2 separate regions of the Homo sapiens genome follow, and region 1 is linked to region 2. A link is a loop called in an ENCODE intact Hi-C map of the cell type or tissue named here. Cell type or tissue: CD4-positive, alpha-beta T cell. All regions are shown on one strand. Each heading gives the region's core, and the rest is flanking DNA. Links, peaks and the distances in the headings are about the cores only. Region 1 has its middle 45 kb from the start of MIR6080. Region 2 overlaps CEP95 (centrosomal protein 95).

Region 1 (16,297 bases), core at 5,378-13,377, 200 kb after region 2:
ATTATAGGCATGAGGCACCATGCCCAGCCCCAGGAAGAAATTTCTTAGTGGTGATGGAATACTTCTGTGTTCTCATTGTGGGGATGGTCACTTGAATCTATGCATATGATAAAATTTCATAAAACTTGTCCAGGCTCAGTGGCCTGTAATCCCAGCACTTTAAGAGGCCAAAGTGAAAGGATCACTTGAGACCATGAGTTTGAGGTTACAGTGAGCTATGATTGTGCCACTTCTCTCCAGCCTGTCTCAAAAATTTTTTTTTCATAGAATTACATGCCAAAAGAAAAAGATGAGTGTCTCTTTCATGTGTATCTATTATGTTCCCAACACTGCTTTTGGGACTTTACACACAGTAACTGGCCGGGTGCGGTGGCTCACACCTATAATCCGAGCACTTTGGGAGGCCAAGGTAGGCGGATGGCTTGAGTCCAGGGGTTCGAGACCAGCCTGGGCCATAGTGAGACCTCATTTCTACAGGAAAAAAAATAATAATGATGGTGTGTGCCTGTAGTCTCAGCTACTCGGGAAGCTGAGCTGGGAGGATTGCTTGAGCCTGGGAGGTCAAGGCTGCAGTGAGCCAACATTGCGTCACTGCACTCCAGCCTGGGCGACAGAGTGAGATTCTGTCTCAAAAAATAAAAACAAAAACAAACCAGACAGACAGTCACCTTAGGAATAAACACTATATCCCCACTTTATAGTCAAGGAAACACTGAGAGAGTGTAATCACCACCCAGTCACATAGCTGGTAAGCGGCAAAACCAGGATTTAAACCAAGTCTACCTGACTCCAAGGCTTTGGCCCTTTCTCATGTTGCCTGCTAACATACACACAAGCTCCAAAGAATGGGGCCTCCATCCTGCCCGTGATAGATATTTCTAGCCCTGATGTTGCCTCGCACCACAGCAGAGTGTCCTGCACTGTGTTTTCTACATTCCCTGGATAAACACAGAAAGTCCTGCTCTGTGAAGAGGCCATCAAAATTAGCACAGAGATGAGGCATTGGAGAGCAAACTCCAGGACAAGTCCAGAGGGACAGATGGCTCAGCCCGAGGTCAGGGTCCTCTTTATACCTCACTTGAATTTAGGCGGCAGGCTGGGCATGATGGCTCATGCCTGTAATCCCAGCACTTTGGGAAACCAAGGCAGGTGGATCACCTGAGATTAGGAGTTCGAGACCAGCCTGGGCAATATGGCAAAACCCCATCTCTACCAAAAAACTAGCCAGGTGTGGTGGCACGCATCTGTAGTCCCAGCTACTCAGGAGGCTGAGGCAGGAGAATCCCTTGAGCCAGGGAGACGGAGCTTGCAGTGAGCCAAGATCGCTCCATTGCACCCCAGCCTGGGCAACAGAGTGAGTCTCTGTCTCAAGAAAAAAAAGAAGAATTTAAATGGCAACCAAATTCCCAGGGGTGTGTGTCTCTGGGATGCCTCCCCTGACTCCCTCCAGGCTGAGCTGCGGACCCATCATCCACGCTCCCACATCAGCAAGATTTACGTTAATCAAGGACCTAGTGTGTGGCTCTAGAATCACCAATGTATCCTTTGTTGATGCGGGAGCCTCTCACAGAACTTGGCCTGGGTAGAAGCGCAGTAAGCGTTTGCTGAGTGAATGAATGAACTGCAAGAATCTCATGCAAGGGCTGTGGACTCAAATGCCTTCAGAGGCCAGGCAGACACCACCAATGAATGAGGTTGGGGGTGGTGATTCGTGGAGAGTGGAGAGGACAGGGGTGGAGTGGGGACATGTGCCCGAGCCACCGGGGCAGCTGCCACTCCGCTTGCCCTCATGCCACCAGGCAGGAATGTGGGCCATCTATTACCACATCTGATTTTTCAAAAGAAGCCAAAATCCAGTCTTTTATGATGAGCTTCTGATTTTTTCACGTTGCGGACTAATTTTAAGTTTTTTAAATTAAGTGAGGGCCAAACGAAACACATATGCTAGTTGAATACTGCCCAGAGGACATGGTTTGGAATTTCTGCTTTGAAACTTCAGGATGTTCCAGCGTTTCTGATGCAGTGACAGTGATTTTCCTGATGACTACGAGACAAAGGTGTCCACAGCAGGTAAAGGAAAGCCAGTGCCACCAACAGCCATAAGCCAATTCCATGTGGACGGCCTCCTCTGCTGACATCCCACTGGGAGAGCCGGTAAGAACTCTGAAGGCGGGGTTGCAGGGAGGACAGGGAGGAGGGTACAGATGACCTATGACTGCTGGCTGGCATAGTACGACTCTTGTATAACTTGAATTCTCATGAAACATGCATTTTTGATGGATTATTGGATTATTTTCATCCTTGCACTAGTGGCACAAAGACCGGACAATCCCATGTAATGGACAAAAGATAGTGCCACTTGCACCAGAGGGAAGCTAGGACAAGGCTGGACAAGGTCCTGGGAAAGAGGCCACAGGTGGCAAATCCACCCCGCCTGAAGGACCTCATCTGGGTGCAGACTTCTACCTCCCACCATTGCTTCAATACCGGAGGTCTTTCCTTGTTTTCCTCACCAGACAGTTCTTTTTCTCAAACTAAGGAAATGAGCACACATCTCAGAGTGGCCCCAGTTCAAATCCTTCCTCTACCATTCGCTGACTGTGATGAACAGCTTTGGAATCCCCATTTGTCCATCTTTCCAACATGACTCATATATGTTGATATCACACATCCCGGATGTGATAGGATGAGGGCACTTCATCTCTTAGGTGTTCTTCCCAAAATTCTGCAGTCCCAGTCTAATCATGAGAAGACCAGAAACTGTCACCAGTCAGCGGAGACTAAGGAGACATGGACACTCAACGCACCATGGTGTCCTGGATTAGGTCCAGGAAGGGAAAGAGGCCATTAGTAAGACAACTGCTGAGACCTGAAGAAAGTGTTTAGTCCAGTTGAAAAATCATGGATCTAGACCAGGCAAGGTGGCTCACACCTGTAATCCCAGCACTTTGGGAGGCCGAGATGGGTGGGTCATTTGAGGTCAGGAGTCTGAGACCAGCCTGGCCAGCATGGTGAAACCCCATCTCTACTACAAATACAAAAGTTAGCCAGACGTAGTGGCGTGCACATGTAATCCCAGCTACTCAGGAGGCTGAGGCAGGAGAATTACTTGAACCTGGGAGATGGAGGTTGGAGACGGAGTTTGCAGTGAGCCGAGATTATGCCACTGAACTCCAGCCTGGGGGACAGAGTGAGACTCCGTCTCAAAATAATAATAATAATAATAATAAACAATAAATAATAAATAATAAAATAAAAATAAAAATTATGGGGCAGGGTGTGGAGGCTCATACCCATAATCCCAGCACTTTAGGAGGCTGAGACAGGTGGATCACCTGAGGTCAGTAGTTCAAGACCAGCCTGGCCGACATGGTGAAACCTCATCTCTACAGAAAATGCAAAAACTACCCAAGCATGGTAGCATGTGTCTGTAGTCCTAGCTACTTGGGAGGCTGAGGTGGGAGGATTGCTTGAGCCTGGGAGGTGGAGGTTGCCACAAGCTGAGATTGCACTACTGTGCTCCAGCCCTGGTGACAGAGTGAGACTCTGTCTCAAAAAAAAAAAAAAGATAAATAATAATAAAAATAGTTAAGATGGCAAATTTTATGTTATATGTATTTTACCACACTTTTTTTTTTTTTGAAACGGAGTCTCACTTTGTCACCCAGGCTGGAGCACAATGGTGCGATCTCAGCTCACTGCAACCTACATCTCCTGAGTTCAAGCAATTCTCCTGCCTCGGCCTGCTGAGTAGCTGGGATTACAGGCACCCACCATCACACTCGGCTAATTTTTGTATTTTGGGTAGAGATGGGTTTCACCATATTGGCTAGGCTGGTCTCGAACTCCTGACCTCAGGTGATCCGCCCAACTCAGCCTCCCAAAGTGCTGGGATTACAGGTGTGACCCACTATGCCCAGCCCACAATTTCTTAAAATAATAAAGAAACGAATACAGATTTGACTGTATATGTGCGTGTGCATGTATGTGTACACATCCACATTCCCTAGCTGTATCCACTGAGAGGGACACGGAACAGCCTCATCCTAGTAGCAGTGAGCACATGTAGCATCCAGATCTTGACTTCTAAATACCATTTTCAAAAAAAGAGAACCAGGATCTTCAGAGAACAGACTGATTCCAGGGCTGAGACCAAAAAAAAAAAAAAAAAAAAAATACAGATGCTCCTGGAACAGCTTGTACTAGAAAGCTCAAAGAATGGTGGGTCACTGCAAAAGGAAAAGGGCACAGCTGCGAGCTTGAGTGGGCTCCCACTGGCCAAACTGGGAATTTTTTTTTTTTTTTTGATACAGAGTCTCACTCTGTCACCCAGGCTGGAGTGCAGTGGCACGATCTTAGCTCACTGCAACCTCCGCTTCCCAGGTTCAAGCAATTCTTGTGCCTCAGCCTCCCAAGTAGCTGGGACTACAGGTGTGTGCCACCACACCTGGTTAATTTTTGTATTTTTAGTAGAGATGGGGTCTCACCATGTTAGCCAGGCTGGTCTCGAACTCCTGACCTCAAGTGATCCACCCGCCTCAGCCTCCCAAAGTGCTGGGATTACATACATGAGCCACTACACCCGGACTGGGAATAATTTAATTATTACAGTGAATAGTGAGAGTCATGGATTATAACCTATTGCATTCACGAGTCCATGCAGACATAGATAAATCACTTGCCAAAGATCACAATGGGATAAGATAGCACTGGGGACGAGGGACGCTCACTCTCATTTTCCTTTAGCACTTCTTTCCCCCCAGATACTGTAAGTGGGAAGGACATGACACATAGAGCAAGCTGGAGGCCCAGGAAATTCCTAGAGAGAGTGTCCAGGACATATGGACTTTTGAGATCTGTCCAGTGTCATTTCCTGTTTCAAATCATGCTGGGGGAAGGGAAGGTGCAGGAGGTGCAGTGAGGGAGGGGGCGTAGGGGTGAGAGAGGCCGGAGAGCAGGGAGGAGGCTGGTCCATCAGCTGCAGCTGCCAATGATGCCTGCTGGGGGGTGTATGGGCGAGGGACCTCCTGGAGAGCGAGGTGCCCACATCTGGTTCACATTGAAGGGTAAAAACAAACAGGTTTGTGAGCTGGAAGAAGCCCAGTGGACTGAGCCAAGCCGTGCTGCTTGGACACTAGGGCACAGCATCCCCTCTTCCACGGGTCACTGGGCCTGGCCAGCTCCCAAGGGCTTGCAGAGGGGACGCGGTTGGAATAAGGCCATCTTCTCTGCTTGGAACCACATTATCTGGGTCCAGCTCCTCCTAATGTACAAACCGGCCTCATCGTGTGTCCGGAGAGGCTGGTTCTTTGATTTGTAGATGACTCATTTCAGGCTCTTGAACGAGACTGAGACTGCACATGTACCAAATGTCACCATGTCCACCCAGAGGGCTTGTTTGTGCTTCGTGTAATGTCTCCCTTGGCTAGGAAGAGACAACGGCTTGCTGTGGGATCTGGAGCAACTTTCTTAACTTCTATGAGCCTCAGTTTCCCCAGGTATAAAATGGAAACAACAGTTCCTCCTTAAGGGGTCATGGTTGGCCTATTAGAGTTACTGAGTATCGGGCCCAGCCGCAGTGCCAAAAATCTCTCAATCAACGTCCACCATTCCTACTGGTCATTTGGACTCCAGCCTTATCTCTTCTACTGGGTATCTAAAGTTAGCCTGTAGTCCCAGCTACTTGGGAGGCTGAGGTAGGAGGATCACTTGAACTCGGGAGGCAGAGGTTGCAGTGAGTCAAGATCATGTCACTGCACTCCAGCCTGGGTGACAGAGTGAGACTCTGTCTCAAAAAAAAAAAAAAAAGTTTTAGGAAAAAAAGACTTTCCTCTAGGCCAGGCAGGCATGGTGGCTCACACCTGTAATCCCAGCAGTTTGGGAGGCTGAGGCAGGTGGATCCCCTGGACAATATAGTGAGACCCAATATCTGCAAAAAAAAAAAAAATTAAAAATTAGCTGAGCATGGTGGCACACGCCTGTAGTCCCAGCTATATGGGAGGCTGAGGCAGGAGGATCACTTGAGCCCAGGAGGCAAAGGTTGCAGTGAGCTGTGATGGCGCCATTGCACTTCAGCCTGGGTGACAGAGTGAGACCCTGCCTCAAAAATAAATAAATAAGTAAATAAATAAGGCCAGGCACAGTGGCTCATGCCTGTAATCCCAGCACTTTGGGAGGCCGAGGCAGGCAGATCACTTGAGGTCAGGAGTTTGAGACCAGCCTGGCCAACAGGGCCAGACCCTGTCTCTACTAAAAATACAACAATTAGCCTGGTGTGGTGGCTCATGCCTGTAATCCCAGCTACTCAGAGGCTGAGGCAGGAGAATTGCTTGAATCTGGGAGGCGGAGGTTGCAGTGAGCCAAGATTATGCCACTGCACTCCAGCCTGGGCTACAGAGCGAGACTTTGCCTCATAAATAAATAAATCGGCAGCAGACAGCAGGGAGCTGATTCATTCTGGAGAGAGCCCTGAGGCCCGTGTCCTGGCCAGCACCTTTTAGAGACCTCAGCTTCCTACCCTAAACTCACCTCTTGCTGTCCCCAAACTTACAGAAAAGGATGTTGTCCCTTTGCCAGATGCAATCAGTTTGCGCTCCTCCAGCACCCTCCAGGGTGTTCCTGGGGAGTCCGCTTCTGTGGGCCCACTTGTCAGCTGTCAAAAGCCCTTGGCCGGCCGGGCTTGGTGGCTCACGCCTGTAATCCCAGCACTTTGGGAGGCTGAGGTGGGCGGATCACAAGGTCAGGAGTTGGAGACCAGCCTGGCCAATATGGTGAAACCCCGTGTCTACTAAAAATACAAAAACTGGCCAGGCAAGGTGGCGGGCGCCTGTAATCCCAGCTACTTGGGAGGCTGAGGCAGGAGAATTGCTTGAACCTGGGAGGCGGAGGTTGCAGTGAGCCAAGATCACGCCACTGCACTCCAGCCTGGGCGACAGAGGGAGACTCTGTCTAAAAACAACAACAACAACAACAACAACAACAACAACAACAACAACAAAAGCCTTTGTCCAGGAGCCACTGCAAAGCACAAGCCCGGGACACCATCCACCTTGGTCCTTGGGAGAAGGTGAAATTAGACAAACTGGTTACACCTTGGCAAATCATTTGACCTCATTGTGCCTCAGTTTTCTCCTCTGTGAAAAGAACTTTTTTTTTTGAGATGGAGTTTCGCTCTTGTTGCCCAGGCTGGAGTGCAATGGCACGGTCTCAGCTCACTGCAACCTCTGCCTCCCAGATTCAAGTGATTCTCCTGCCTCGGCTCCCTAGTAGCTGGGATTACAGGAGCCCGCCACCACGCCCAGCTAATTTTTTGTATTTTTTGTAGAGACAGAGTTTTACTATGTTGGCCAGGCTGGTCTAGAACTCCTGACCTCAGGCGATCCACCCACCTCAGCCTCCCAAAGTGCTGGGATTACACACGTGAGCCACCTCGCCCGGCTTAAAAACGACTTCTAAATACTACTCACTTTATAGGGTTGTAATGAGGCTATCCTGAGAGGTTTGAGTATGCATGAGGCATATTTGGTACAGTGCCTTGCATATAGTAATTGCTCAGTAAGTGCTCACTATTATGGTTGTTAGCTGTCATTCAAGATGTCTCCAGCCCCAAATAATCCTCACTGAACAGTTCAGAAGTTGCCAGGGCTCAAGCTCAAGTCTGATTTCCTAGGGCTACTGGGGAACAGACAGAATCCTTCATGCGGTTTCTTTTTTTTTCTTTCTTTCTTTTTTCTTTTTTTTTGAGACACAGTCTCACACTGTTGCCCAGGCTGAAGTGCAGTGGCACGATCTTGGCTCACTGCAACCTCTGCCTCCTGGATTCAAGTGATTCTCATGCTTCAGCCTCCTGAGTAGCTAGGGTTACAGTCCCACACCACCATACATGGCTAATTTTTATATTCTTAGTAGAGATGGGGTTTTGCCATGTAGACCAGGCTGGTCTCGAATTCCTGACCTCAAGTGGTATACCCACCTCGGCCTCCCAAAGTGCTGGAATTACAGGCGTGAGCCACCACACCCAGCCCCTTCATGCAGTTTCTCTCACTCCTTTCAGAAACAAGGAGTCTGATATTCCATCAACATGGAATCCACTGCTATAAACCAGCCTGCAGTCCCAGCCGGTGAACTACAATCCAATCAGGGATTAAATCTAAATTCCTCCCATCTGATCACTGGGATCCCTACACATCCAACTGACCCCCTCCCCCTCCAGAAATGTTATCAATCCCCTAAATGCCTCCAATCACCAGTTTAACCACCAGCCAAGAGCTTACTACTCCCCCTCTCCCAAGCTTAGACACTCAGTGTAATTAATGGACACGCAACATTGGGAGCTTTCACATTAAGCTCTTACTTTGAAACTTTGAATAAGAAAAAGCTGAAAAAAGCAGATCTCCCAATCTCGGTGAAATTGTAGGTAAAACTCCAAGTAGAATACCCAAAATAAATTGTATAAGTAATGATAATATATCATAATGTATTTATTATATGCATATATATTAGATATATTTAGAATATATAGGTATTAAGTATTCTAAATTTCTATCACCTATCTATCTATCTCCATCTGTCTATCTATAGTCACTGCAAAGGCTAAAAGGAAGTTTTCCACACTCAAGAGTGAAATGGGGCTGGGCTCAGTGGCTCATGCCTGTAATCCCAACACTTTGGGAGGCTGAGGCAGGAGGATTGCTTGAGGCCAGAAGTTCAAAACCAAGACCAGCCTGGACAACATAATGAGACACTGTCTCTACAAAAAATATAAAAATTAGCCAGCTATGGTGGTGCACACCTGTAGTCCCAGCTACTTGGGAGGCTGAGGTGGGAGGATTGCTGAGGACAGGAGGTGGAGGCTGTAGTAAACCATGATTGCTTCACTGCACTCCAGCCTGGGTAACAAACTGAGAACTTGTCTCAAAAAAAAAAAAAAAAAAAAAAAAAAAAGAGAGAGAGAGTGAAATGGAACAAATTATACATCCTTTGCATGACAAGAAAGAGCTAGAAGAATAACATTGTGGAGGGCCTGGTTTCTCTGAAGGAGCTGTTGAAATCTGCTCTATGATCAGAAGGGACATGATTGTAGGTGGAGGCTGGAAAAAGGCTGTTTAAGCAACTGTTTAGATTTTGGGTTAAACCATTTTGCGCAGCTTGAAAAATAGTATGCTCTCAAAAAAAATCTATTTATCCAACAGCTATCTATCTATTTATCTATCTATCTCTCTATCTATCTGAAATGAAATTAGTTGCCCCTTTCAACTCCTGCTTTGTAAAATAACACTGACTGAGAGCTTACTTGTTGAGCTGGGTATTCAAATCACCTTTAAAGCACCTCTAGGAGTTAGACACTAGTTTTATCTTCATTTTGCTGAGTTGGAAAGTGAGGCACAGAGCAGTTAAGCAACTTGCTGGAGGTCACACAGCTATTAGGTGTCAGAGCTGGATTGAAATTCAAATCTGATTCCAGAGCCAACGCTATTTGCCACTAAGCTCTACTGCCTCCCTGTGGCGGTTTTCCAGTCAGGAGGGAGTCTTCAGCTTTCACAAATACTATACCTCCCTCGCCCACAACACACGGAACTCAGTCTCCCCCTGTTGCTTTTCATAGCAAATCCTATGCCCTCTGTTCATGTTTTTGACATGCATAAAATCTTGGCCCACCATGAGAAAAAAAATACTTTGTTGATGTGTGTGTTTGTTTTAACCAGTAACTTCCACTTTCTGTCTTTCTAAACCATTAGAATGAAAAACATTTGTTCTCACCCTTCCTATGTTTTTGTTTGTGTTTGTTTGTGGAGATGGAGTTTTACTTTTATTGCCCAGGCTGGAGTGCAATGGCATGATCTCGGCTCACCGCAACCTCTGCCTCCCGGGCTCAAGCGATTCTCCTGCCTCAGCCTCCCGAGTAGCTGAGATTACAGTCATGCACCACCATGCCCGGCTAATTTTGTATTTTTAGTAGAGAGGGGTTTCTCCATGTTGGCCAGGCTGGTCTCGAACTCCCGACCTCAGGTGATCTGCCCACCTCGGCATCCCAAAGTGTTGGAATTACAGGAGTGAGCCACCGTGCCCGGCCCTCACCCTTCCTATGTAAAACCAAAAGCATTCACTCACTGTCCATCCACAGCACAGATTGGAAGCCACTTAGGCACCCCGGGGGTTGAATCTAGTGAAGAGAATCTGACGATGCCTGGTGCACTCTGGGGTGAATTCATTTTGACACGTAGCTCTGAAGTTTTAGAAATATCGTTGTTCTTCATATTGGTGTTTTAGATAGAGGAGGCATGTTAGTTTTATTTTTCTTTTTTTTGAGACAGAGTCTCACTATATCACCCAGGCTGGAGTCCAGTGGTGCAATCTCAGCTCACTGCAGCCTTGACCTCCCTGGCTCAAGTGATCCTCCCACCTCAGCCTCCCAAGTAGCTGGGACTACAGGTGCACACCACCACGCCTGGCTAATTTTTGTATTTTGTAGAGACGGGGTTTTGTCATGTTGCCCAGGCTGGTCTTGAACTCCTAGACTCAAGCAATCCTCCTGCTTTGGCCTCTCAAAGTGCTGGGATTACAGGAGTAAGCCACCACACCCGGCCGAAATGTTCTATGTCTTTATCTGGATAGTGGTTACCTGGGTGTCCATGTAGGTAAAAATGCATTGAGTGGCTGGGCACAGTGGCTCACTCCTATAATCCCAGCACTTTGGGAGACTGAGGCCACTTGAGTCCAGGAGTTTGAGACCAGCGTGAGCAATATGACTAAACCCCATCTCTACTAAAAATACAAAAATTAGCTGGGCACTGTGACTTGGGCCTATAATTCCAGATACTCAGGAGGCTGAGGCATGAGAATCACTTGAAGCTGGGAGGCGGAGGTTGCAGTGAGCCAAGATTGCACCACTGAACTCCAGCCTGGATGACAGAGTGAGACCCTGTCTAAAAAAAGAAGCATTGAGCAGCACACTTCAGATTAGAGCAGTTCACACTCATTACTGAATACAAATTGCACCTTAAAGCCAGCTGCAGTGTCTCACGCCTGTAATCTCAACACTTTGGGAAGCCAAGGCGGGCGGATCATCTGAGGTCAGGAGTTTGAGACCAGCCTGGCCAACATGGCAAAACCCTGTCTCTACTAAAAATGCAAAAATTAGCCAGCCATGGTGGCAGGCGCCTGTACTCCCAGCTACTTGGGAGGCTGAGGCAGGAGAATCCCTTGAACCTGGGAAGTGGAGGTTGCAGTGTGCTGATATCGCGCCACTGCACTCCAATGTGGGTGAGAGAGCGAGACTCGTCTCAAAAAAAAAAATTAAATAAGTTGTACCTTAATAAAATAAAGACAATAGAAAGGGAGGAATCTAGGAGAATTATTATTTTAAGGGCGAACAAAGTTCATAAAACAAACACACACACACACACACCCTGTGGTGGTTGTGAGGACTGGTGTGGGACAACAGAGGAAGAGAAGGCAGGGAGACTAGAGTTAAAGACTATTGCTTGTTGTCCACGTTTTAATCTCTTAGGCAGAAAAGGGCAAAGACATGCCCTTTTCATTGTCACCAGCTTTACTTTCACCTTTTAAAAGTAAATTGTTGGCTAGGTGCAGTGGCTTACGCCTGTAATCCCAGCATTTTGGGAGGCTGAGGCGGGTGGATCACCTGAGGTCAGGAGTTCAAGACCAGACTGGCCAACATGGTGAAACCCCATCTCTACTAAAAATACAAAAATCAGCCAGGCCTGGTGGCACACACCTGTCAGCTACTCAGGAGGCTGAGGCACAAGAGAATCACTTGAACCCGGGAGGCAGAGGTTGCAATGAGCTGAGATTGCAACACTGCACTCCAGCCTGGGCAACAGAGTGAGACTTTGTCTCTCAACAACAACAAAAAGTAAATTGGATCGGAGTGCAGTGACTCACACCTGTAATCCCAACACTTTGGGAGGCTGAGACTGGGGGATTGCTTGAGGAGTCTCCCTGGCTGAAGTGAAGGTTTCCCAGGCTTTCTCATGAGAGAATGTCTTTTAAGTTTACAAAAGGAAAGGCTGAAATTAAATTCCCTGGTATCTTTCCATTGGCTGAATTTCCCTGTAGCTGCCTCTTGCTGAAGCCTGGGGTCTCCCTGGCAGCTGGGCCCGGAGGAGGCAGGAAGTAAATAGCTGTTCTCTGAATGGGCTCTTCAGAGAAACGGGACGCCTCACTGTATTCACTGCGAGGAACACAGGACCTCAAAGCTCTGGGGCCCAACTGGGAACTACACAAGTGGTTTCTTTTCCAGAAAGCCCACTCATAAGACGCAGAGGCATCCAATTTCCCAGGAACCTATGGCACAGTGAGAGGCATGTCTTCGTCACCCAGAAGCTCAGGACAATGTCATCACCCACAGAGGCATCGATGGGAGGGCTGAGCTCAGGAACCCACAAGAGGCTCAGGGTGCTGCCATGAGCTTAGATCCTAGACTTGAGTGGGCTGAAAGGTCACAAGGCTAAGATTTAGGGCTAACACAGAGGAGACAAGCCAACGCTGAGTCACTTTGAAGCTTGAAATCAGGGGTTTTAACCCCCACGCTATTGACATCTTAGACCAGAAAATTATTTATTGTGGGGCTGTTCTGTGCATTATGGGGTGTTTAGCCGCATCCCTGGTCACTATCCACTAGATGACAGTAGCATCCTCCTCCCCGAGAAGTGACAACCAAAAATGTCTCCAGGCCAGGCGCGGTGGCTCACGCCTGTAATCCCAGCACTTTGGGAGGCTAAGGTGGGCAGATCATCTGAGGCCAGGAGTTCAAGACCAGCCTGGCCAACATGGAGAAACCCCATCTCTACTAAAAATACAAAAATTAGCCAGACGTGGTAGCAGGTGCCTGTAATCCCAGCTACTCAGGAGGCTGAGGCAGGAGAATCGCTTGAACCCACGAGGTGGAGGTTGCAGTGAGCTGAGACCATGCCATTGCACTCCAGCGTGGGCAACAAGAGTGAAACTCCATCTCAAAAAAAAAAAAAATGTCTCCAGATTTTTGTCAAATGTCATCTTGGGGGGCAATATCTCCCTCGATTGAGAACCACTGCTTTAGGTAAAAGCAAAATCTTAGGCTGGGCGCAATGGCTCACACCTGTAATCCCAGTACTTTGGGAGGCTGAAGCGGGTGGATCATTTGAGGTCAGGAGTTCGAGACCAGCCAGACCAACATGGTGAAACCCTGACTCTACTAAAAATACAAAATTAGCTGGGTGTGGTGGCGCACGCCTGTAATCCCAGCAACTTGGGAGGCTGAGGCAGGAGAATCACTTGAACCTGGGAGGTGGAGGTTGCAGTGAGCTGAGATCGCACCATTGCACCCAGCTTGGGCATCAAAAGTGAAACTCCATCTCAAAACAAAGCAAAATCTTAGACTTTTGGGGCTATTGCCTGAAATCTTGGACAAAGGCCTAACTGACCCAGTTAAAATACTGAGTTAAAATCTGAGCCCCACTGTTAGACTAAAGCAAACCAAGGAGGCAATGAATTACGTGTTGCCTAACTTGCTTCTCCCTTGCAGTTTCAATTGCGTTAGGCAGCCAGCTTCCCTTCCTCTCCACTGTTTGAATTGTTGCTGTGCCGGGCAAAAACTGTGGCTGGTCCACCTCAGAGCTGGCCTCATTTCAATAACAGCCGGGAGGACTGGCATGGGGCTTTCCAAGCTTAATTAGCTCATGTTTGTAAAGTTCTTAGGAAGCTCAGGCCAGCATGCTATGGGAAGTCCAAGTTACTAGGATTCTCGCCACACTTAAAAAAAGAACATTCCCACATAAAAAGGCTGGTAGAGGCAGAAAAGAGTGCCTCAGAGCATGTGTGTGAATAGCAAAGGGTCCTTCTGAACCACATTTGAGACCGTAAAGAAAGAGGGTAATGCATTCCAACTTTCAGGCCCTCCTCCTATTCTCTAGAGCAGGAAATTATTTAAAGTATTTCCTGAACAGCTGAAGTATGTTAGAAACCTGCTAGCATCCTCCACAGAATCTCCAGGAAATGGACACCAAAGAATTTCTTTGCAACAAGAAACTATTTGAGCTCTACTGGCCATTTCTACCTGAACAGGTTGGATACTCTCAGCCTGGGACCTAGAGAATACAATCTTCTTAGATCATTTTTATGTCAAACTTAGCATCCTACAGCAAGAACACACACTGGAAGAGAATTCCTCTTGTGTATGCACATATATATGAAGAATTCTCTTCTAGCATATGTATATATATATATATAGAGAGAGAGAGAGTATATATACACATATATTAGTATACATCAAGAGAGACGGAGACAGAAAGAATGAAGAACTTTCTTTGTTAGGTAATTTAGCAATGTCAGTAATAGCTTGCTAGTTAGTTATTCCCGCTCAATCTTCGGGTGGGGCAAGAATGAGGTCAGCCTCTTCTGTTTTAGGCAGAATTCTAGAACATGTAACAAAAGGAAACTGCTTGGCTCCATCCCACCTCTAGAGATTTGTTCTCTCCAAGGCCTGCCTATAAATCTCCCAGGGTGGGGTTCCAGAAGCATGGTGCCCCGGCAAGCCAAGTTTGAACCTCCCAAGCAAATCAGCATTGGAATGTTGGTGGTGTCACAGGATCAAGAGCCATCTGGAAGCCAGCTGTGACTTGGGCTGATTCCCATGGTTTCCTATGAGAAGGGCAAGTATGATCACTACAGCAGAAATACCAAAGAAAAATGGCAATTGTTACCTCTGGAGCAAAGAACAAGGCCTAGAGCAGAGCCAGTTCCTAAAGAGAATGACAGATCTGATAATGCTGGTGAAGGCCAGGCAAGTTCTGTGCTTCCTAACCAGTTAGAAGCCTTTCCTCCGGCGGCGGCAGAGCTCGGATCCAGAGTTTGGGAAGTGTGGGACTTGCCTCTCTGAGACCTGGCTGTCAGCAGGAGGATGAGGAGCCAAACATGTCCCATTGTTACCACCCACCCTCTGGGGCTTGCAGGGAAACTGAACTCCTGGCCAAACGAGAAATATAAACCCTTGCCATCTTCTCTTTCCGAGGACAAAGGCACCACAGATTTTTAGTGTGTTTCATCATGCTTTTGGAATGAATGTCAACCAAATGCCATCTTTTAGGGACAGTGGCAAAAACGCCTGTCCAACTGGAGTTCTTTAGTCAATGGCAGTTACAGTCACTGATCTGAGGTCTTAAACTACCTATTAGGCTCAGGGAGTGACATTAAAAAAAAAACAGCAGCCGGGCGCGGTGGCTCATGCCTGTAATCCCAGCACTTTGGGAGGCTGCAGTGGGTGGATCACAAGGTCAGGAGTTCGAGACCAGCCTGGCCAACATTGTGAAACCCCATCTCTAAAAATACAAAAATTAGCTCGACCCGGTGGTGCATGCCTGTAATCCCAGCTACTCAGGAGGCTGAGGCAGGAGAATAACTTGAACCTGGGAGGTGGAGTTTCCAATGAGCCAAGATTGCGCCATTGCCCTCCAGCCTGGGCAACAAGAGCAAGACTCCGTCAAAAAAAAAAAAAGAAAAGAAAAGAAAAAAGCAAAAAGCATATTTACAAATGTGTAGAAAATAGGCTGGGCGTGGTGGCTCACATCTGTAATCCCAGCACTTTGGGAGGCCGAGGTAGGTGGATCACCTGAGGTCAGGAGTTCAAGACCAGCCTGGCCAATATGGTGAAACTCCATCTTTACTAAAAATACAAAAATTAGCTGGGCATGGTGGCGGGTACCTGTAATCCTAGCTACTCGGGAGGCTGAGGTGGGAGAATTGCTTGAACCTGGGAGACGGAGGTTGCAGTGAGCCAAGATTTCGCCACTGCACTCCAGCCTGGGCGACAGAGTGAGACTTTGTCTCAAAAGAAACAAAAAAAGAAAAACAAAACAAGAAAAAGAAAAGAAATGGAAAGGAACTACACCTGAAACTCATAATATTTTGAAGGTAGCTCTGCCTTTGAGGGCCTAATTTTCCCCAGGCTGTGATCCCCTTTCTTTGAAAAGCACCCACATGTATTTAACAGTAAACTGTGCATACAGTTTCAGAGGTTCAGGAGCCCCATAACCTATCTTGGATCTCAGGTTACACAGGTTAAGAATTCTTATTCAGGCCAAAATATAAAATCCAATGGTAGAATTTTAGGTTATTATTTTAATTGTTTTAGGTTATTATTTTAATCTTTGTGGTATTCTGTTTTTCAAATTTTCTAAAATAAGTATTATTTCTGTAACTACCAAAAATACATTTTAAAGAATTACCAGAAAGAAAAGAAAGAGAAAAGGAAGAAAAAAAGAGAAAGGAAGGAAGGAAGGAGAGAGGAAGGGAGGGAGGG
Region 2 (16,297 bases), core at 5,432-13,431:
ACTAAAAATACACAAAAAAATTAGCCAGGTGTTGTGGCATATACCTGTAATCCCAGCTACTAGGGAGGCTGAGGCAGGAGAATCGCTTGAACCTGGGAGGCGGATCAAGCCATTGCACTCCAGCCTAGGCAACAGAGGAAAACTGTCTCAAAAAAAAAAGGAAATTTAAAATGTTAAGGGTTTATATTCATATTTTGAGAGGTGTTGTCTTTGTTTTAACTGTTTCAATTTTGGACAGCCTTTATTGACATTGATACAAAAGATAGCCACTTGAATACTTTGTACTAGTGATAATTTTTTTGTTGCTCAGGTATAGTGGTAATCCCTGAAATTTCATATTTAGAGAACACCTGGCCTGTGTTTTTATTTGAATGGCATCCTGAGCCACATTTGTTCTCTGAGCACAAGTTTCTAGACATTGCTCCAGTCCTTTGGTGCACTGGGTGTCAATAGGGTCTTTTGACAAATGCACTTCAAAACACGGAGATTGAAGGCACGTAGCTTTGTGCCACAGTTCCTCCCTTCCTCACTCCCAGAAAGTTCATGTTTCTTATTTGTAGCTTTTTCAAATCAACTTTTTTTCTGTTTTTAATAGGATCTAGATGATGGACTTTTCTTAATTTCCAAGTTGCCTAAAGGCAGCAAATGGGAAGTATATCCAGCTCAGGTCCAAGGGCCTAGGACAAGGAAGCCTCCCAAAGGAAAAAGGTAACATTACTGCAGACTTCAGTGTTTACAGTCTGTTTACAAAGGAATTTGAAAATGCAGGGGCATGATCTCCAAATTTAGCTGTGAAGACCAGAATGAAGTATTTGTTAAAGTACGTATTACAGTTATTTTAAACTAAATAATAGACACCTAGCTATTTTACTGTCAAATGGTCACTTTTATTACAGAAATGAAAACAGAGCTACAGCCTCATCCTGCAATTCACCTTTCCCCCAGAGGCCAAGAAAGAGATTAACAGAACAAGAATTACATGATGTATCAGAAAAACTCTCTCAGCGGCTTTCTGAACTAGATTGGGCAAGTCTTGTTTTTTCATCTATATTGAGATTCCCATGGGTTAAGTGAGCATTTAAGTAATCTCTCAATTGAAAGTGAGGTATTAGAAAATTAGTTGTGTCTTATTAATAGTTACTGTGAAAATGTTCCGTAAGTCAAGCAGGTAGAACAGGAAGTGATCTCTCAGCGTTTCATGATCTAACTAAATTTGGTGCAGATTTATCCAAATTTTATTGAATTCTGATGAAAACTAAATCATTTAACATAAACGATTATGTTAAGCCATTTTTCTTTAGATATGTCTTTATAGTTCCCCTTTGCCGCTAAAGACAGATCTGGTATAAAATTGGATGGATCACTGATTCTCACAAAATACAATATTACAGTTTTAAGGTATCATTGAATGAATGTTTTAAATCCCTACGTGACTTTTTCTAAAGTTTATTGAAACTTAGTGATCCATAGCACTGATATACACCTTTTTAAAACTAAACATGTATGCCAGGTGTGGTGGCTCACAACTGTAATTCCAACACTTTGAGAGGCTGAGGCAGGTGGATCACTTAAGCCCAGGAGTTTGAGACCAGCCTGGGCAACATGGCAAAACCCCATCTCTACAAAAAATAAAAGATTAGCCAGGCTTGGTGGCATATGCCTGTAATCCCAGCTACTCAAGTGGTTGAGATGGGAGGATCACTGGAACCCAGTAGGCAGAGGTTACAGTGAGCCCAGCTAGCACCACTGCACTCCAGCCTGGGTGACAGAGTGAGATCCTGTCTCAAAATAAAAGTAAATAATTAAACATGCATAAGCGTCTGAAAACTTGTTATTAGTGACTGTCAAAGGAAGCTTTTTTAAAGGTCTGCCTACTCCTACGAATTTACATTCTGCTGAAATCAGTGAAAGATGTTGAAAAGAATTTTCTCAATAGATGTTAAAAAGTGCTCTGGGTGATCGGATTAAAGAAAAGACTGACCATAAAGAAGAAAATACTGGAAATGAGGAGGTAGAGGATGGAACTGAGGAGACACTGTCTCAGCACAGTGATGGCATCGTGGAGTATGGGCCAAAGAAGTCAAGGCCAGGTACTTACCCCAGAGAGACTGAGAAGGGGGACATCCATGTGAACTACTTAGGCAGTTCCATCTGTTCTTAATAACTTATATTCTAATTTTAAATAGTTGAGAAATATATAAAAGGATCAAAAGTAATATCAAACACCTGGATCTTCCCCATCTAGAAGTAGCAAGTGTTAACAATTATATTTGCTTTAGCCCCTTTGTGTTTAAGAAATAAAACAGTAGAAACCCCCTCTGCTCTCCCCACAGATCTCTTTTCCCCACCCTCAGTGCAACCACTGTCTTAAAGTTGGCATCTTTTCTTCTGATCCTTGTTTTTATACTTTAAGAGCTCATGCATTACTTGTCTAAACATAGTATTGTTTTATGTTGTTTAAAAATTTACATACTGTATATATTATTCTGCAACTTGCGTTTTTTTCTGACATTGTCTTAGAAATCTATTTATGTTGATCCTTACAGATCCAGCTCATTCATTTTAACTGCAGTGTAACTGAGTTCTTACAGTGTGTCACTTTTGTGTGGGTATATGTATAGCAGTATCCATTTCCCCTACTGCTGGACATGACTGAGTTCTTGCAGTGTGCCACTTAATGTGTGTGTGTGTGTGTGTATATATATATATATATATATACACACACACACACACGCGTGTAGCACTATCTATTTCCCCTATTGCTGGACATGTTGTTTCCAGTTTTCATTACTATAAAAATTCTGCAATGAACAGCCTAGAATATGTGTAAGAGTTTCTGTGATATCTCCATCTAGTAGGATTGCTGGATCATAAGGCCTACATTTCTTCACCACTGCCAACTTGCCCACCAAAGTGATTGCACTGCTTTATACTCGTATCAGCAGTTTCTGGTTTGCCGTGTCTTTGCAGATACTTCTACTGTTTGATATGCCATTGTTCAAATCCAATTATCCTGTCTTCCACCAACTAAAATCCTGCATATTTTACATTTAGTTTTATCTACTTTGGTCATCCATTGTTTCTTCAGAAATAGTCTTTTTCTGATCCAACTTCCTTAACTTTTTCAGTTGTTTTTTACTCCTTCAAGAATGCTCTTTCCTTCTCTTGATTATTTCCTCTCTCTTCCCTTTAAAAGGACTCAGCTAATTTCTAGGCACCCTCATCCAGGAACCTCTTCCTTTCCCTTTTTATGTACATACACATGGTATCCTATTGTGAAAACAGGTTATAAATTAAAATATTATTTCAAGTGCGTCTTCAGTTTCTAGAGAAAAATACATCATGAGCAGCTATCATTTAAAATAGATTATGCAAGTCAGTTTTTAAAAATACATCTTAGAATTTGAAATGTGAAAGACTTGAATTAAAAGCATGTGAAAAAAATAATAAGCTCGGAAAATTTATTTATAAAGGTACCAAACTAGCTTCCTTGGTCTTAAGGCTATGTTGAAGTGCTTTTCCCACTGGAGTCACCCTCTTCACAACTAGCAGATCCCCAGACACACCTATAGACAATGGGATAAAAAGGTTTGTAGAAGGAAATGGTTTATTAGATCTCTTTGGCAGTGTGCAATTAGGAGGGCTAGATTGCTAAGTAGGGAAAAATTGAGACCACTTAGACAATGCTTAACACATTAACTTTGCCTATAAGCATATATAATAAGATAGATATGTATGCTTACATCCCACCTTCTCAGGACCCAGATAGGTAAAAGGATAGCAGATGCGTGGCTCAGATAATTTACCTTTTCTCTCTTTGCATCTCCCCCTATCACCAAGAGCACTCTCCATAGTCCTTTGTGCATAGGAGGCATTCCACATGTTGAATATCCAAAGTTGAATGTAGAAGCTAAGTATTTGAGACAGTACACATTTGTATGCATTTGTCTGTTTACTTGGTGTTACCATACCAATTCAAGTTAGTTACAGGAGAGAGTCCCTTTAGCACATTCACTCATCAGTCTCTTTGGATTTAGTGAAAACCAACTTTGGTTTCCAGCATAACATTCTGGCTATCAGGAACTAATGTTATATGTCTTTTCTCTGTTGCAGGACTTTCCATGCGTAGAAAGCCACCCTACAGATCCCATTCGCTCTCTCCATCTCCAGTTAACAAACACAAACAGTTCCACTTGGAGAGAAAAAGGCAGCGCAAGCCAAGAGAAACAGATGTCCGCCAATTCCAAGCACAGGTTCTTCCCCATCTCTTGACTACCATTAAGCAGCAGCCAGTACCATTTCCCCTCAGCCAGATGCTACCATGAACATGCTGTTGATTTAGGCTTAAAATACATTTAATATTCTTGAGCGGAGTGGATGATAGAGAGCTATGTGACATAGCTTATGTCTTTGTTAGCATAAAATTATACTCATGAAACTCTTAAAAAAAATAACCTGGCTGGACATAGCTTGGTGTTCCAGTAGATTAAGAAAGAGGAGATCAGTGTGAGTTGTTATTTTCAGAGTGAGCTTCAGAGATGAAGGGAATTTGAGGTGGATTAAACGTGAAAGGCCACTTGAGTTACAGAGAAGATGAGATCAAGTACCCAAGACAGGAATGAGAGGAGGTGGTTGGGATTCAACAACAGGGAGATTGGTATGATTACCTAGGAAGACTTTCCACTGTGGAATGTGGATTTTGAAATGTAGCATGGATTTAGAACACTTATTTGCAGTAGTAGGTTTTATAATGCGGTAGGATTTATAATGGTGAAAAACTAAAACCAATTCAGACATCTTACACTCATTTGTAACTCAGCATGTAACTTCCACTCAGGAGAGTATCAAAATGATTGCAAAAACTTGAGAACAGAAAAAACGCATGATGTAAAATTTCATTTTATGTCCCAATTATATATGTTAAAGTAATGTAGAGATTTGTGAGGCAGGTGCAGTGGCCCTGCACTTTGGGAGGGTGAGACAGGTGGATCACCTGAGGTCGGGAGTTCGAGACCAGCCTGGCCAACATGTTGAAACCCCATCTCTACTAAAAATACAAAAATTAGCCAGGCATGGCAGTGCACACCTGTAGTCCCAGCTACTCAGGAGGCTGAGGCAGGAGAATCACTTGAACTCGGGAAGTGGAGGTTGCAGTGAGCTGAGTTTGTGCCACTGCCTCCAGCCTGGGCGAGAGTGCGACTGTCTCAAAAAACAAAACAAGAAAACCATACATTTGTGATATAGAGTCTGAAAGGAATTTTTTTAAAAAGTGAATGAGCTTGATATTTTAGGGGTGGCAGGTATCCTAGGTGAATTTTTTTCCTCTTTTGTATTTTTTTTTTTTTTTTCTCAAGGTGGAGATTCACTCTTGCCGCCCAGGCTGGAGTGCAATGGCATAATCTTGGCTTACCTCAACCTCCGTTTCCCGGGTTCAAGCGATTCTCCTGCCTCAGCCTCCCGAATAGCTGGGATTACAGGCATGTGCCACCACGCCCAGCTAATTTTGTATTTTTAGTAGAGATGGGGTTTCTCCATGTTGGTCAGGCTGGTCTTGAACTCCTGACCTCAGGTGATCCACCTGTCTCATCCTCACCGCACGCGGCTAAGAGCTTGGATGCTCGGTTGAGGCACCATTGGAATTGAAACTCAGGATCTCCTGTTTACTAGACAGGTGCTTTAACCAGCTAAGCCATGGTGCTGCCCGTTGTGTATGTTTTTAATAACTGTAATATATGACCTTTTCCCCTTTAGGCGTTTACTGAAGCATTTGAAAGGGAACTAAGAAGACATAAAGTTCAAGAGAATATTGGACCTCTAAGAATACATGAGAAGGAGGAGGAAACAGTGGGTAAAAGTCTCCACTGTAATAAATGCCATTTGATCAGATGAGTGGGAAGTACAAAGATGATCTTTTTAAAAGAAGAAGGGGCCAACAGGGCCTTAATCATGAGCTCTTTAGGAAAAGGCAGGATTTCATGTCATGATACAGGACTTGCTTATTAATAAGGCATTCAGGTTGCTAAAATATGACGAGACATGGTTCCAAAGAAAAGTAGTGTTTTTCCGCTACTTAAAACTTCCCATCAGTTTTTAAGGGTTTATTTGACTTAGCAGTTCACCAGGGGCTTAAAAACTACTCTAGGCTGACAAAATTAAAGAAGAGTAAGAGAAGACAGAACATCCTAGTTGGCTATAGACCTGGTTGTAAGAAACCCAAAACAGAAGTTTTCATTGCCTTTCAAAAGAATGGTTACAGAAACTAAGTGAAATCATGGGGAAAATGCTTATGCTAAAATATTCATGAACAAAACAGGATATAAAGTACAGTATGGTTACAACTAAGCATACTGCATAGTTGCCTGAGAATTTTTTAAATCTACATGGAAAAAGAGAAGTACATTGAAACATTAATGGTTAAAAAAAAGATTAATAGTGGTTGTATTTAGGGTGTGGGACTATGGTGACTGAAACTTGAAAAAGATTCAGTGCTTTTTCAAATTCCAAGGGATGCCAGAGGCCAAAAGGTGCATTTAACTTAGAGTAAATGAATATTAACCAGATTTTACAAATTTGAAGTAAGGTGGTTTGGCTTACTGTTAGCTAAAAAACTAAAAAACTACCGTTAGCTGTTTTTGTCAGTATGTAATATTTAAGATGATGTATGAAAGAACTGTTAGACCTTTTATTTTTATTCTGTTTTATATCTGCTTCTAAGGAAAAAATATACAGAGGAGAAGCTGTTCGTAAAGGAACTCCAGAATGTAGTCAGCCCTGGAAGATTTACTCTAGAAAAACCACAACGCAGAGTCTAAGAGGTGGCCTCCCAAAGCCAAATAAAGCAGTTCCAAGTAAGAACCACAGAATTGTACTTTATGGAAAACTGGCAACCTTTGAAAGCATGTGCAACATTCCAAGGACACAGCACTGAAAGCTAACATCCACCAGTTAGCCGAAGAAAGTTTTTTTTTTTTCCCAATCACTGCCATGTGGCTGGTTTTCCGTAGAGGGCTAAAACTCTTCAATAAGGAAGTACTTCAGGGAGGCCTATATATTGGCACCCAAGGAATGCCAGGACTGCCACCTGCTGCTCCAGCGTTAGCCTCACTCGTGTGCTTACTCACTTTGACTGCCTTTTTGTCTATTTCTGGGAGGTTGGTAGAATGAAAGGGATGCTCCAAGGCAAGCAGATGGCCTGTCCACCTCCTATATATTGACAGTGCCAATGAGTGTAGAGTCTTGTTACAAGAAACAAAGTCATGAGAAATGCCAGGCTTCCTGTTACACCCAAAGACTGCTGGCCCTCCTACTCTATCCTTTAGACCAGAAACTTTTTCTTCTAAGCACTTGCCTACCGGGAAGGTTGAGGAGTCTTGTTTTACCGTACGTAGAGAATCTACCCACAGGCACTGAAGCGGCTGAGCAATTAGGATGGACTTCCCAGGACCAGCATGGCATCAATCCAGAACTATTGAGCTTATTTTTATCCTTACCAGTAGTTGGCTTACTCCAATCAGAGGAGTAATGCAAATTATTATAAGTACATTTAGAATTGTTCTTTTCAGGATCAAAACCACATCACTTACATAAGCTTTGATCTACCAGGGATGTTGGATGACAGTTCTTGTCCACGTCTCAGATTAAGAACATCTTATTTTACCTTGCAGTGAAAGTAAGTGAACACAGTCTCCTGCCCCTTATGCTGGAGCAGTTTCCGTTTCTTTATGTTTCTGGCCCAACACTAAGCAAAATGTGGAAACAGCAAATTGCACAGGTTGAACAGCTTAAGAAAGAAGCATGTAGAGAAAATCGATCAAAGAAGAAACTCCAAGATGAAGTAAGTTACTGTCAGTCTTAAGCATAGGAATTTAAATGAGAAGAGCTTATCCTTAAGAATTTAGTGAACAGCATTATTAACCTACTTAACTTCATGTCCCCCTTCAAGATAGAAGAAGCCCTAAGAAGGCATGACCTCCTTACTACCCTTGTCAAGAAAGAATATGAACATAACAAGAGACTGGTATGTCAAGAGCAAGTTGGGTATTATAATTCTGAATTTGTTATATTCATTCCCTTTATCTGTGCTAGCTGGGCAACAGTTGCACAGACCCTTAACCTCTTAACACCTGCATGTGGAAGTGTTGCCTAGGTCTTTAACCAAAATTGATAGCCCATGCCTGTAATCCCAGCACTTTGGGAGGCTGAGGTGAGAGGATCACTTGAGACCAGCCTCAGCAACATAGTGGGACCCTGTCATTAAAAATATATATATGGGTGTGGAAAAAATGAGCCTGGCATGGTGGCATTTGCCTGTGGTCCCAGCTACTTGGGAGGCTGAAGTGGGAGGATCACTTGAACGTGGGAGGGCGAGGCTGCAGTGAGCTATGATCTTGCCACTGCACTCCAGCCTGGGTGCCAGAGTGAGACCCTGTCTCAACAACAACAAAACACACAAACCCAAAATGGGCAGGAGGAAGAGCTAGGTACTTTATATACACAGTTTCAGTTAGTCTTCATAGTAATGTATTAGAGATGTTTTCTATGAAATGAAAACCCTGAAGCTTTGAGATACTAAGTAACTTGCCCTGGGTCTCACTGATAAGCAAGGGACACAGCTGAGATTTTAATCCAGTTCTGTCTGTGGACTCCATGGACCCATCTAGGTGCCAAGCAGCTGAACTTAGTGCTGTTTGCCCTCTCCCATCCTTCTCAGGTCCCAAGTAGAGAGCTCCAGGATTTATCAGCCTCCGTTATAATTTTGACTAGGAATTGTGCTTAGAGAATTACGAAGGGAGAGGATGGAGGTCAGAAACAATCTGCCAAAGGGAGAGATTTAAAAATCTTTGCCTGAGTGTGGAGTAGAGATAAGCCATGAGAACTGTAATACTGAACAGTTCCAGGAAGACATCTCAGGAACTGCAGATGGTACTTTCCTGTGGAGGGAAAAAACACTAGTATCTGAAACACCTACATAAGAGGCTTTATGTACATGACCCCATTTTATTTTCACTCCTTTGTCAGATACTGTCTAATTTCCTTAGTTTTTGCCTAAATGCTCCTGGCAGCTCAGGCTCTGCTTGAAAGTCTGGGTGTGCCATTTTCCTACTCCTTGTGAGGTGGCATCTGGGCCAGCCTTGTTAGCAGCTTCCTGGTGGCATGGGGAGTGAGCCCTCAGTTCCACAGGAGTGCCCAGGATCACTGCTGCCCTCTGCTGCAGTGGGGTGTTATTGGAGCTGCTCTTCAGATTGAGGTGATAAAGCTGCCAAAGGCTGAAGGGCTTCTGGGGCCACTGGCCCCCCACACGTGACATACTGCCTGAAGACATCGTGATGGGGAGTGAGGCAGATGAGAACGCTGGAATCTGCATTCCTCTTGTCCTTACCCTTCTCTTCCCTCCCCTTTCCCTTTCTTAGCAAGACTTCAAGGACTGCATTCGTAGGCAAAGGTTGACCCAATCAAAGATAAAAGAAAATCGACAGCAAATCGTTCGTGCTCGAAAATATTATGATGATTATAGAGTTCAGTTGTGTGCAAAAATGATGAGAATGAGGACCCGGGAAGAAATGGTAAGTCTGACTTTTCTGTCCAGCCCTGTTAAGAAGGTGAACTTTGTTATCTTTCAGGACCACCTTCTTTGTTCGTGACTCTTGTCCAAATTTGAATCCAAAATCTAAACTGAAGTCCTATAGTGCTGGCCCTGAGTTCTGCTTGGCCACACTTCATTTTCTTACTCCATTGTGCATTCCCGTCCATTCTCAGTCTCCGTGTCCCTCATCTTAATGTGAAGTCTTACTTCCTCCCTGCCTCCTACACATAACAGGTACTTCTCCAGTAAAACTACTTTAGAGGTTTGGGAACATGTGAGAGACAAATTTAGTGTGATAACATGACCTTGCATTCCACATAAAATCAGGACTAGTGTCCAGCTGTGCTGTGAGGGGTTTTCCACAAGGATGACATTTGCTATGTCATCCTAATCAGGCTGTGAAATGATTAACCTTTTGAGATCCCAAGCTAGCAATAAATTTCATCTGTAAAATATTTTAGTAATTATAGTTTACTAAAGACTTGGACATATTTCTAGAGGAAGGCTTTGAGGAGAGCGTAAGTAACTTGTCTGTAGCTCATGAATGCGTCGCCGTCAGAACCAGTTTTTCTATCCAGAATTTACACTGATGAAGGGAGGACAAGTGCGCATATCCAAGCCCTTTGAGCAGTGTGTTTTCCGGTGGCCTCCCCAAATGATCACTCCCCCTCCTCAGTGATGTACATGTGTAGGTGTGGCATGTTTCTGCTCTTGGCGTTCTTACCCTATGTACATGGCTGCTTGACACTGCTTTTCTGAAGGTTGTAAAGAACCTCTGTGATACATGAAAAGATAATGAACACCTTCGTCATTAGGGAAATACGACTCAGAACCACAGTTAGAGGACGAGTGTTGGCAAGGATGTGGAGAACTTGGGGCTGTAAAATGGTGCAGCTGCTTTGGAAAACAATCTAGCAGTTCCTCAGAAGGTTACCAAAAGGTCATATAGAGTTACCCTATGACCCAGCAATTTCACTCCTAGCTATATAATCACACAAAAAACACAAATGTTCATAGCATTACTTATAATAGCCTAAAAGGGGAAACAACCCAAAGTGTCCATCAGTTAATGAATGGATAAAGAGTGTGCATTCATTCATACAGTAGGATGTTACTTGGCAATAAAAAGGAATGAAGTATTCATACATACTGCAGTATAGATGAACCTTGAAAACATGCGGAGTGAAAGAAACCAAATACGAAAGGCCACGAATTACATGATTCCATTTTTAGGAAGTGTCCAGAATATGCAAATCCATGGAGACAGAAAGTACAGACTGGTGACTGCTAAGGATGGGACAGGGGGAATGAGCACTAGTCAGTATACGGTTTCTTTTTGGGGTGGTAAAAATGTTCTGTAGTGGTGATGGTTGCACAACTGAGTATAATAAAACATACTGAATTATTTATTTTAAAAGGGTAAGGCTGGACTCAGTGGCTCACGCCTGTAATCCCAGCACTTTGGGAAGCTGAGGTGCAAGGATTGCTTGGGACCAGCCTGGGCAACATAGTGAGACGTCATCTCTCCAAAAAATTAAAAATTTAGCCAGGCGTGGTGGCACATGCCTATAGTCCCAGCTATTTGGGTAGCCAAGGTGGGAGAATTGCTTGAGCCTGGGAGGTCAAGGCTGCAGTGAGTTGTGACTGCCCCACTACACTCCAGCCTGGGTGACAGAGCAATAACCTGTCTCAGAAAAAGGAGGTACATTTTATGGTATGTCAAAACATCTGAATAAAACTAGTATTTAAAAAAAAAAAACCTTGGGAAATACAATCAGTATATACCTCTAGTTGGCCAAAATGATATTCCTCAATGACTATTTTTACGATTAAATAACTGACAGATATTTAAGAAACTGTTTGAAGAAGGTTTAAACATTCAAAAGCAAAGATTACGAGACCTAAGAAACTATGCCAAAGAAAAGCGAGATGAACAAAGGAGACGCCACCAGGATGAACTGGACTCCATGGAGAACTACTATAAGGACCAGGTGGGCTCCTGGCACTTGCTTACGCTGTTGTGCTTAGTCCTGACCACTTGCCCTTGTGGCAAAACTTGCTTAGTCTGTTGACAATAAACCTTGTGTTAACTGAAGTTTGCACTCTACAGATTAGAGGACCCCATTTCAAGATTGAAATTTAAGATCAAATAATACCTGACCATAGTACAGTATATTTCCCTATTTCCATTAAAATGATTTTAAGCCTGTGAACATTAAGAAATGTTACATTTGGACTACAAACATTAAATATAATATTTGTTTTTTTTCTTCCTATAAACAGTTTTCATTGCTGGCAGAAGCCATATCACAGGAACATCAAGAACTTAAAGCCAGAGAGAAATCTCAGGCCCAGGTAATAATTAAGATAGAAGCCAAGTCATGCACTGCATGGCAATGTTTCTTTCAGCAAGGGACCTCGTACATTGGTGGTTGGAGCAATAGGCTGTATCATATAGCCCCGGTGTGCAGTGGACTGTACTCTCTAGGTTTGTGTAAGTACACTGACATTTTGCACAACAACAAAATCATTTAATGATGCATTTCTTGGAACATATCTCCATCATTAAGTGACACATGACTAATTTACATTTTTAGGAAGTAGAAAACCAAATGTATTATACCTGTAAAGGGAATGGAGAGAAGACTAATAAGGCAATCCATCTATGACCCAAGACATTTTTATCCTATGATTTTAACTTTAGTTAGGTCTCTGTAAGAGCTGCTGTTGCTAGATTATTGAAAATTTTGGAGGAGTTTGATTAGCTGGAAGATGGAGAGGGAACAATAGATGAGGGCCTGGATAAATGCTGTGAACAGCGGGATGACATGCCTTCTTTTTTCAGACATTACATAAGGTGAAGAGGGAGCTGAGATCTAAGATGGAGAAGGAAATTCAGCAGCTGCAGGACATGATAACACAGAATGATGATGATGTTTTCTTCCGGGAACTGGAAGCTGAGCGCTTCAGATCTCGGCTTCAGCTGGCTTCCTTTCAGTACAGTAAAAGTCCCTCCCTATGAGGCCAGACTTGATAATAGTAGGTGAAGGTTCTGGAGGCCTTTACCAGGACAGAGCTAGAATCGAGCCAGTAAACAGTCTAAGCCAGAAAAATAATTTTCAAATGCTTTACCTGTATTTTCATTCCAGTACTTTTTATGATTTTTTAAATAAAAATTGTTTTCTAAAAGCTTATTGCTTTTGAATTTATGACCTGACACCTGAAAAGGGGAAAATAATCATTAGTCGTATTTGTGCTAAAGCAAGTAACAAGCCTTGTGTGAGCAGCCAGCTCCTGAAGTTTGTTGCTTTAAGTCAACAAAAATAATTAATTAAGAATTAGCACTTGAGGACAAAAAAATACTATATTATTTCTGATTCATGAGAGAAGAAAGGTGGGTGGTTATCAGAGGTGGGCCTCGGAGAACCTTGACAATACCATGTATGTGTAGACTTCATAACATGGCTGGACGATGAGAGACTATGCATTACGGCAGTTGGGTGCAGAGGCTCATGCCTATAATCCCAGCACTTTGGGAGGCTGAGGCGGGTGGATCACTTGAGGTCAGGAGTTCGAAACCAGCTTGGCCAAACCTGGTTTCCCTGGTTTAGTACAGAGATGGTGAAACCCTGTCTGTACTAAAAATACAAAAATTAGCTAGGCATGGTGGCACTCAGCTGAGGCATGAGAATCGCTTGAACTTGGGAGGTGGAGGTTGCAGTGAGCTGAGATTGCACCACTGCACTCCAGCCTGGGCAACAAAAGTGAGACTCTTTCTCAAAAAAATAATAAAAAATGCATTATGGTTTCTGTTGGTTGGCAGAAGATAGATAGATAGATAGATAGCAGTGAGAAGAGATAGATAGATAAAGGGTGGAAAGCCAGGCTGTCATTCAAAGACGCATTAGTGACTTGAGGTGGGAAGGAGGCATGATGATGGGTTTCAAGTGGGCAAGAGTGCACCAGCCTCATATCTGGTATGGAGGAATACGAGGAAAAAAAACCCACTTGGGGGCGGCGTCATCAATGAAAAGGGAAGGCTACACTTCTTTTAAGCTAGAGGAAGCTTCAGAGCAGTTGAGGATATGGGGACTTGGAAGCCAGGGAGTGGCAGAGAGAGGCTTCCATTAGAGCATAGAGAGTGCTGTGCGGATGAGTGTATGTATGATGAGAGGCCAGGAGGCCTGAAGCAGTGAAAACTGACCTAGAGAGAAGACATCTGGATCAACTGCTGTGGTTCCAAGTGCTGAGCTCTTGGAATGGAAACTGGCAGAAGGGTGGGCCACCAGGCAGGCGGGAGCTTCCAGCGGGGAAAGGCTTGATGGACTGGGTGTGTCTGGAGCACAGTAAATGACATACAGACCCCTGTGATGTGTTGTGACAATTCAGCAAGCACAGGTGAATGGAAAGGACAGGAAATGCACAAGATGAGGCTAGATACGCAAGAGCTGGAACATAAGTTCTAAAAAATGTTAAGCAGAAGATAAAGTAGATCTAGATAGCCATAAAATACTGAGTAAAAAAGTTTTAGACTACAAAATACGCAGTTTTATAGAAAAAAACATGGTATGAGTGGGTATTATACATATGATGCAATATAAATATGATACAGAAAAGATCCGGAAGCATGGCAGATGTGACTCTTGAGTGGTAGATTATATAATACCATTAGATCTGTTAACACAAGCCTAACGATGCTTTTATTATGATTTTTTTTTAAATGTAAAATATTTTAGGAAGACTGAAGTTGCTAGTTCTGGTGATTGGTGGGAACTGGTGCTCTTTACCAAGCTAAAAAGTAACCAGGAATAAACAACAAGAGAAAGAATTTATGAGAGAATTGGTCAGGGAAGGAATAGGATTGCTCAGCAAAGGTCAGAAAATAGGAGACAACATATTTTTGAAAAATCAAAAGCAAATAAAGATCACTTCACCAGACTAGCTTAGCAAGCAGAGGACAGTGCGATTCAAGTGCTGTGGATTGTGTGCATCAAGCCAGTCAGCGTGGAGCAGCCCAGGAAAGATTCATCACAGTCATGCATTTGGAAAGTCCTGTGGGGGGTGTTACAGAGTGAGGTGCTTGGTATTAGAACTAAATGCCTCATCTATCATAAGGGACTAACCAGACAATATTTAAAATTAATGAAAAGCCCTGCCTGGCCAACATTAGTGAAACCCCATCTCTACTAAAAATATAAAAATTAGCCGGGCATGGTGGCGCATACCCTGTAATCCCAGCTACTTGGGAGGCTGAGGCATGAGAATCGCTTGAACCTGGGAGGTGGAGGTTGCAGTGAGCTGAGATTGTACCACTGCACTCTAGCCTGGGCAATGGAGCAAGACTCCTACCAAAAAAAAAAGCATTAAGAATACTTAAGTGGGGAGGAGAAACATCTTAGGTTCCCTTGCCAATCCCACAGACTGCACCACAGCGTGGTGGTGCTCACCTGTAGTCCCAGCCACTTGGGAGGCTGGCATAGGATCAACGTGAGCCCAGGAGTTTCAGGCTACAGTGCACCATGACTGCGCCTGTGAAATAGCTACTGCACTCCAGCCTGGACAACACAGTGAGACCACAAACACACATTCAAGTCTGGGATTCAGGGCCTTGCTGAGGTGGGTATTTACTCATGTGCTCCCATCATGACTGACTTTGCTGTACATAAATTGAGCTTTGAGCACTTAAGTTTGAACTTGGCCCACAGTGAGACACAGACTAGAAGCATGACTTTGGAAGTTCACTTTCTAACCACCATGCAAAGCTATATGGCTATCAGCTAGTACAGAGCCTGGCATGTAGCAGGAGCATAGTAAATATTTGTTGAATGAGCAGCAGACAAGTCACATTTAGGGCAGATACCTTTTAAGTAAAATTTAAAATCTGGTCTGTCTAGTTTGCTACGAATGTTAACATAGGAATGTAAAGTAACACTTCTCCTGCGTGATTACCTCCTTTATCCTGTTACTAGGCTCTTGTTCTGTTGCATATATCTTATTGTGTGTATATATATATATATATATATATATATATAGTAAGCATTTGGTATATGAAGTACAAATCAATGCAGTGGGTAACATGGTTAACCTTCATTACAATGAAGGGACAAACTTCAGGTTAAACTTCTGATCATTAGTCAAATCAAACTTGGATAATTTGTAGACTATTATAATACTAAAAAACAAAAAATTGTTTTTGAGACAAGGAAGGTCTCAGTCTGTTGCCCAGGTTGGAGTACAGTGGCTCAATCATGGCTCACTGCAGCCTCGGCCTCCCAGGGCTCAAACAATCCCCCCATCTCAGCCCCACCTCCAGTAGCTGGGACTATCAGCCACGTGCCACTGCGCCCAGCTAGTTTTCATATTGTTTGTAGAGATGGGGTTTCGCCATGTTGCCTAGGCTGGTCTCAAGCTAGGCTCAAGAGATTCACCTGCTTTGGCTTCCCAAAGTGCTGGGATTACAAGCGCAAGCCACAGCACCTGGCCTAATTTTTTTTTTTTCTTTTCCTGAGACAGAGTCTTGCTCTGTTGTCCAGGTCGGAATGCAGTGGCGTGATTTTGGCTCACTGCAACCTCTGCCTCCTGGGTTCAACTGATTCTCCTGCCTCAGCCTCCCAAGTAGCTGGGATTACAGGCGTCCACTACCACACCTGGCTAATTTTTGTATTTTTAGTAAAGAGACGGGGTTTCACCATGTTGGCCAGGCTAGTCTTGAAC

The links. A loop is a pair of places that touch in the nucleus more often than their neighbours do. Peaks named below come from ENCODE experiments on the same cell type or tissue, not always from the same donor. Only the 100,000 strongest peaks of a DNase experiment are listed, where the experiment ranks them.
Region 1: a loop joins it to region 2, with 2.6 times the contacts of the local background. A loop is called at or near these places in 2 of 110 quality-filtered maps.

The regions. Positions count from the first base shown.
Region 1 is chr17:64,727,601-64,743,897 of GRCh38, forward strand. No RefSeq gene overlaps it. Among named protein-coding and RNA genes, the nearest start is that of MIR6080, 45 kb to the right of the region's middle. In CD4-positive, alpha-beta T cell, for the core only: CTCF peaks have their summits at 9,476 (motif pointing left) and 9,676; a DNase peak (open chromatin) is centred at 9,471.
Region 2 is chr17:64,525,175-64,541,471 of GRCh38, forward strand. It overlaps CEP95 (centrosomal protein 95), which reads left to right. Exons shown (of 20, transcript NM_138363.3): 9 at 596-708; 10 at 897-1,026; 11 at 1,937-2,090; 12 at 4,114-4,253; 13 at 5,752-5,844; 14 at 6,716-6,848; 15 at 7,665-7,834; 16 at 7,943-8,017; 17 at 9,411-9,563; 18 at 11,428-11,574; 19 at 11,867-11,938; 20 at 12,429-12,772. The coding sequence ends at 12,605. Among named protein-coding and RNA genes, the nearest start is that of CEP95, 26 kb to the left of the region's middle. In CD4-positive, alpha-beta T cell, for the core only: no CTCF peak of the experiment used is centred there; a DNase peak (open chromatin) is centred at 9,197.